2 separate regions of the Homo sapiens genome follow, and region 2 is linked to region 1. A link is an interaction called in ENCODE POLR2A ChIA-PET data of the cell type or tissue named here. Cell type or tissue: endothelial cell of umbilical vein. All regions are shown on one strand. Each heading gives the region's core, and the rest is flanking DNA. Links, peaks and the distances in the headings are about the cores only. Region 1 overlaps CAND1.11 (a long non-coding RNA gene). Region 2 holds the start of CAND1.11 (a long non-coding RNA gene).

What was found. Peaks named below come from ENCODE experiments on the same cell type or tissue, not always from the same donor. Only the 100,000 strongest peaks of a DNase experiment are listed, where the experiment ranks them.
Region 2: POLR2A ChIA-PET joins it to region 1 with 10 read pairs; 19 of 35 experiments call an interaction of 5 or more read pairs at or near these places.

What each region holds. Positions count from the first base shown.
Region 1 is chr11:10,365,255-10,368,057 of GRCh38, reverse strand. All of the region lies in intron 2 of CAND1.11 (a long non-coding RNA gene), which reads right to left. Among named protein-coding and RNA genes, the nearest start is that of CAND1.11, 58 kb to the right of the region's middle. RefSeq lists an enhancer at 997-1,496. In endothelial cell of umbilical vein, for the core only: a CTCF peak has its summit at 1,214; a DNase peak (open chromatin) is centred at 1,327; H3K27ac peaks cover 354 bases.
Region 2 is chr11:10,307,106-10,309,908 of GRCh38, reverse strand. ADM (adrenomedullin) reads right to left here. Exons shown (of 4, transcript NM_001124.3): 4 at 2,512-2,803. CAND1.11 (a long non-coding RNA gene) reads right to left here and starts at 1,596. Exons shown (of 4, transcript NR_103765.1): 1 at 1,236-1,596. RefSeq lists an enhancer at 1,726-1,995 and a silencer at 2,496-2,595. In endothelial cell of umbilical vein, for the core only: CTCF peaks have their summits at 1,730 and 1,929 (motif pointing right); DNase peaks (open chromatin) are centred at 408, 1,798 and 2,498; H3K4me3 peaks cover 1,388 bases; H3K27ac peaks cover 2,459 bases.

The sequences.
Region 1 (2,803 bases), core at 50-2,549:
TACACTGATTCTCAAGAGAGATACAGAACAATCAGGATAAAGAATAATCTTAACCAATTAGTCCATTTTCATACTGCTATGAAGAAGTACCTGAGACTGGGTAATTTAAAAGAAAAAGAGATTTAATGGACTCACAGTTCCACATGGCAGGGAAGGCCCCTCACAATCACGGCAGAAGGTGAAGGAGGAACAAAGTCACATCTTACATGGCGGCAGGCAAGAGAGCGTGTGCAGGGGAACTGCTCTTCATAAAACCATCAGATCTCATGAGACTTATTCACTATCACGAGAATAGCACAGAAAAAACCTGCCCCCATGATTCAAGTACCTCCCACCAGGTTCCTCCCACGACACGTGGGGATTATGGAAACTACAATTCAAGATGAGATTTGGGTGGGGACACAGCAAAACCATATCAACTAACATCTATAGAATATTTACTAGGTTGAGCATTAGGCCAAGTGCTTTATATGCATTGTTATCTCACACCAGCTTAACAAGTATATCTATTATTTTTCTGTTTTAAAGACGAGAAAACTTGGCTCAGAGATGCTGAGTTACTTGCCTAAAATCACAGAGCTAGTAAGTGGCATGCACAGAATTCAAACCCAAATCTGCCTGATTCTAGAACCACTAGATGATATTAAATGGTGATGAACAGCATACTTACAAAAGTCCCTCTCCATGGCCGTGGCCTTAGATGGCATCAGGGGGATGGCAAGGAAGGTGTCAGCCTAAAGCCAGACAATTCCAAGCATAGCTCAAGAGTCACTATCGGGTGTCATTCACAGTTGACAGCTGAACAGAAAGGCTGGACATACATGTTGTCTCAGTTAGCAGGGAAGGACAGGAAAGAAGCATGCTGAGCAAAGGTCCATACTGAATATGATCCCTTCCCTACTCCGGACTTTGCAGAGCTGCCCTGCCCAGCGGCACCAGGCCTTCTCAGAGTTGTCCTTTGGCAGCAATGTAATTCATGTTCCCCACTGAGGGCAGAGTCCAGGCTTTGGGTCTATTCTGGCACCCCTTTTCTTCAGAGGCAGCCAAAACAACCCATTGCCTCATTGCAGCACCCCCTTCAAACCAGTCACTTTGGAGAACTTCCAAGGGCTTCGAGACATCTGTTGAACAGAGTTCAACTGGATCTGTTGAACAGAGTTCCATTCTCAATGCCTCTGCCTGCGGAAAGCCACGACAAGGACAGATGTTGTGGCTAGAGGGCAGCAGAGAGCTAGAGGCAGAAGCGCAAGGAGGAGCTAAAGATCACAGCTGGGAGAGCTCTTGGAGGAAGTGGGGGGATGGGGGGCACATGGAGAACCTCCATCTGCCAAGGAAATCCCCTCCCTTGAGTTCACACAGAGGCCAGTTCAGGTTGAGCCATAGATGTTAGGGGATCACATTGGGAAGCCAGACCGGAGGAGAAGCAGAGAGATGCCAGAGACAACACCACTAAGAGTCAAGAAGAGAGCTGGGAACATGCTGGAGGTCACCAGAGGTCCTGGAGCAGGTCTGAACACAGGCCAGCCTTGTTCTCCCCAGGCCAGGAGAGCAGAGAAGAATTTGGGCAAAAAAGCAAAGAAGAAAAGCTGCCCAGTTCATTTTATGAGGTTATCATAACCCTGATAACAAAACCTGTCAAGAACAGCACATACACACACACACACACACACACACACACACACACACACACACACACACACACACACAAAGACCAGTCTCACTTTTGAATGGGGACAGAAAAACATCTGGAAAAAAATTAGCAAATTTAATTAAAGCACATCAAAAAATCATCCATGATAGTCAAGGAGGGTTTAACAACGTAAGGATGGTTTGACATTAGGAAATGTATTAAAATTATACAGTTCATCCTTAAGAAAATAAATCACCCAAACCTATATTCTGAAAAGCACTTGATAAAGTTCCACATCCATTTCTGGTGGGTTTTTTTTAACTTTCAAATTTTTAGGGAGAGCAGAAAAATCCCTTAACATAATGAATGGTGGCAATATCTTACTTAAAATTGAAATACTACAGATTGTTTCATTAAAATCAGTAACCAAACAAAAAGATCAATGTTATTATTATTACTTAATATTGTTCTAGAAGTTAAGGTCAATGCAATAAATGAAGGAATAAAACAAAAACTAGATGTGGCAAGAAGACAAAATTATCATTTCTTATCAGTGCTATACCTTAGTTATAAAAGCTATATTTTAAAATTCCAAGACAACTTCCAGAAATAAAATAATAGTAAACAAGAACTTAAAAATCAATAATAAAAGTAATGTGAATAAAACAATAGGCAATATAAGCTGTTTACCACCTAGAATGTTATGGTCAAAAAGTTTGAAAACAATGTTGATAAGAGTTTGGGTAAACAGGCACCCTCAAACGTTGCTGATGGTATTTTGCATAGGGGGAAAAAAACGTTTCTTCTCTATACTCTCATAATGTTTCTGGCCACTAAATGTGTATGAGCTTTTCCCATACCAACCAATTCTCCAATTCTCTGTAGGCACCAACTGGGTATCCTATAATTTAACTCAATTCTGACACTAACTTTCCTGAGTTACGGCAGACCCCACAGGTTAAGGGCTCAGTGCCACAGGACTGCCCCCAACTTCAGACACCAAGTACAAGGAGTAGATCCCCAGGTTACCAAATTGAGGGCTGTCACAACCCCCTCCCCAAGTTTGATAATTTGCTACGATGACTCATAGAACTCATGGAAACACTTACGTTTACCAGTTTATTATATAATAAAGGATATGATAAGGATACAGATGGACAGCCAGAGGAAGAG
Region 2 (2,803 bases), core at 295-2,794, 58 kb after region 1:
CTGACACCAAGCAAGTGCTAAAAAAGGAATCTGTTTCCATTCCTCCCCATCACTCCCCTTCACCCTTGGCTGTTCAGCCAAGGTGTTGGCTTTTCAAGAAATTGCCTGATACCCCGTGTTTGATTACAAATGTATGGTATCATTCCCACAGCAAGCAACAGTAGCTAAAGATAAAAGCTGTGACTACTCCTCAGCTGTGGACAGGTCGAATCAGCTCACAAATGACTCATCACTGTTGATAAACAATGTGTTCTTGGCATCAATAGTCCCTATCCTGATAAGCTTCAGCACCTCAAAGAGAAGAGCCCGGGGTTTGATGGTGACCTTTGGTTAATCCTGAACTCATACCAAACTGGTCTTAGGAGGGTCTCTGTCTCCTCGCACATGTCTCCAGTCACAGGATTCTCAGCGGGAAGGACTCCAGCTGAGCAGCTGCCTCTTTTGTCTTAGGGCTGAACCATCTCCTTCACTTGCCTTGGATTCCCTCAAGTCATAAGACTTCCTCAGCACAAGGCTAGACGCCTGTTCCCTGCTCACAACCGCCCGAAGCTTGTGCCCAACCTGCCTTTGGCAGCTTTGTTTGCTGGCTGACGCTGTGCCAAGGTGAGGTTTGGCTGGAGTGCTTTGTGGCTACAGGACAACCTTGGCTCAAGGAAAGGAGTAATCTTGCGCCACTGTCTGCGAGGCTTAAGTGTTTGCTGCTCTCTGCAGTTTCTGTAGCCCCTTCAGACCACCCAGAACCCACTCACTGGCACAGAAATTCCATGACAGGAATCTTGAGTCACTCTTTCATTCATACATGCCTGGTACCTTCTCAGTGCCTGGCACAGAGTTCCCACAAAGTGAATCTTTTTCTGAAAGGCCCTTGAGGACAAGAATGGTCTGTAGCTGCATTTCTAACCTCCTCAATTCTGGCACACCTCACACAATTATTAAGATCAAACAGGACAATAAACTATATGAGATTGGCATTGTCAACAGCCAGGTGCCCAAACTGAGGTTTTGTATGGTCTTAAGGAAATTCTATGTACTCGAGTTTACTTTCTTCTAAATTGAAACTGCTTTGGAATGAGGTATCTCTGGACCCCAGAGTAGGGCCCCTCTCTCTCAGTGGGTATGCAGTCCTCTTCTGCAAGAAACTAAACATCCTAGCCCCTCGGAGGGGACCCTGTAATGTGCAAAAGCCCCAGAAGGCCGTAGGCTACCCTGGAAACATTTCCATTCTCCAAACTCACCTTCAGGTTTTCTTCACCAGGGAGGTTTCTGAGATCACCTACAAGCACTGACATTAAGGCCAGGGAAGCTTTTTGGAAGGGACAAGTAGCTGGTCTCCATCTTGGGTCTTCAGGATATTGGATGAGACAAACAGGGCACCCTGAAATCAAAATCAGGGGTCCCTCTCTTTACTCTTCCCTTATGTCCTAACTGTTCCTATGTCCCCTGCCTTTCTAGTCACTCAAGGGGGGCTTAGTGTCCGTCTATCGCCGGAACTGGGGTCAACCTTCTCAGAAGATAAGGCATATAAAGAAAGCAAGGAGGAAGGAAGGAGAGAGAGAGAGGAAGGCTGGAGAAAAGTGAAGAAAAAAATGAAAAAAGGCTTGGGAAGGAGGAAGGAAGAGGTGAGCGGCTAGGGGAGGCGGAACAATGAAGGTCTCAGGCCGTCGGAGGCTCACGGTTCCGCCGGCACGTCCGTCCTGCCCGCCTCCAGCCGGCAGCTGCACGCAGCGCAGCGTGTGGGCGCTGAGTCACTGTCCCAGAACAGGGAGCCGCGGTGCAGGTCTGGGGGGTGTAGGAGGACGGCCCTGGTTGGCATCTGCAAACTGTTTCTTTCTCTCTTTTTTTTTTTCTTTCTTTCCTCTTTCATTAAGGCTGTGTGCTGACTCCCACGTAGGAGAACTTATTAAACCGCACGTACTGCTTGGCGGCGCTGGGCCTGTCTCAGCTGCCTGCAGGGGGCGCTACAGCCTCGCCCATGAGCCAGCGGCCCGCGGGCGCTCAGGCCCGGGCAGACCCGGGGTTACTAGGGGTTACTGGGTTTTCCGGAGGTGTCCCCACGCATTGCTAGGGCGGCTTGGAACTTTAACAACCGCGGCAGGCAGGGGGAACGCCTCTCTTAGAAGGCCTCAGAGACCACCCCAACTCTTCGAAGCTCGCTTTCGCGCCGGGTTCTGTGAGCAACCCTATAAATCTAGGACTCCGTTGCGCAACCCGAGAGTCCAGGCTCGCCAACCCACTAGGGCTCCCCCTACCCACCCCCCGCCGGCCGCCACGCCAGGCGGTGACCTCGGGCGTCTCCGCGAAGCCCTGATTCGCACCCAGGACACGTGTTCTGCGCGCCCCACACAGAGAACAGAGCTCGTGACAGCTCAGCCCGCTCAGAGTAGGGCCAGCACCTGCACGCGCCGCTGTCCCACCTTCCCAAGCCCGGCGGCGGGACCCCAAGGCTCCTGGGCGGGCCGGGACCAGGGCACCCTCCCTTCCTAGACGTGAGAGCCGAGCCGAGAGAATGAATCAGCATTGAGACAGTTTATTGGTTTGCTGTTCGCATATCACCCATTTTATGTAAATAGATTATACAGAGACTCGGTGTTTCCTTCTTCCACACAGGAGGTAATCAGTCTTTCTCTTTCATGCACACAAACACACTCACATTCCACGCGGCGAACAACTTTACACCTCGCTGAGACATTCACGTCTTAAAATAGGGGAGGACAATATAATTGCTTTTAAAATGCCCTTAATACAATATATAACGTACAAAAATATCTCTATATTTGAAGTTACAAAAAAAATCTTGACAGCA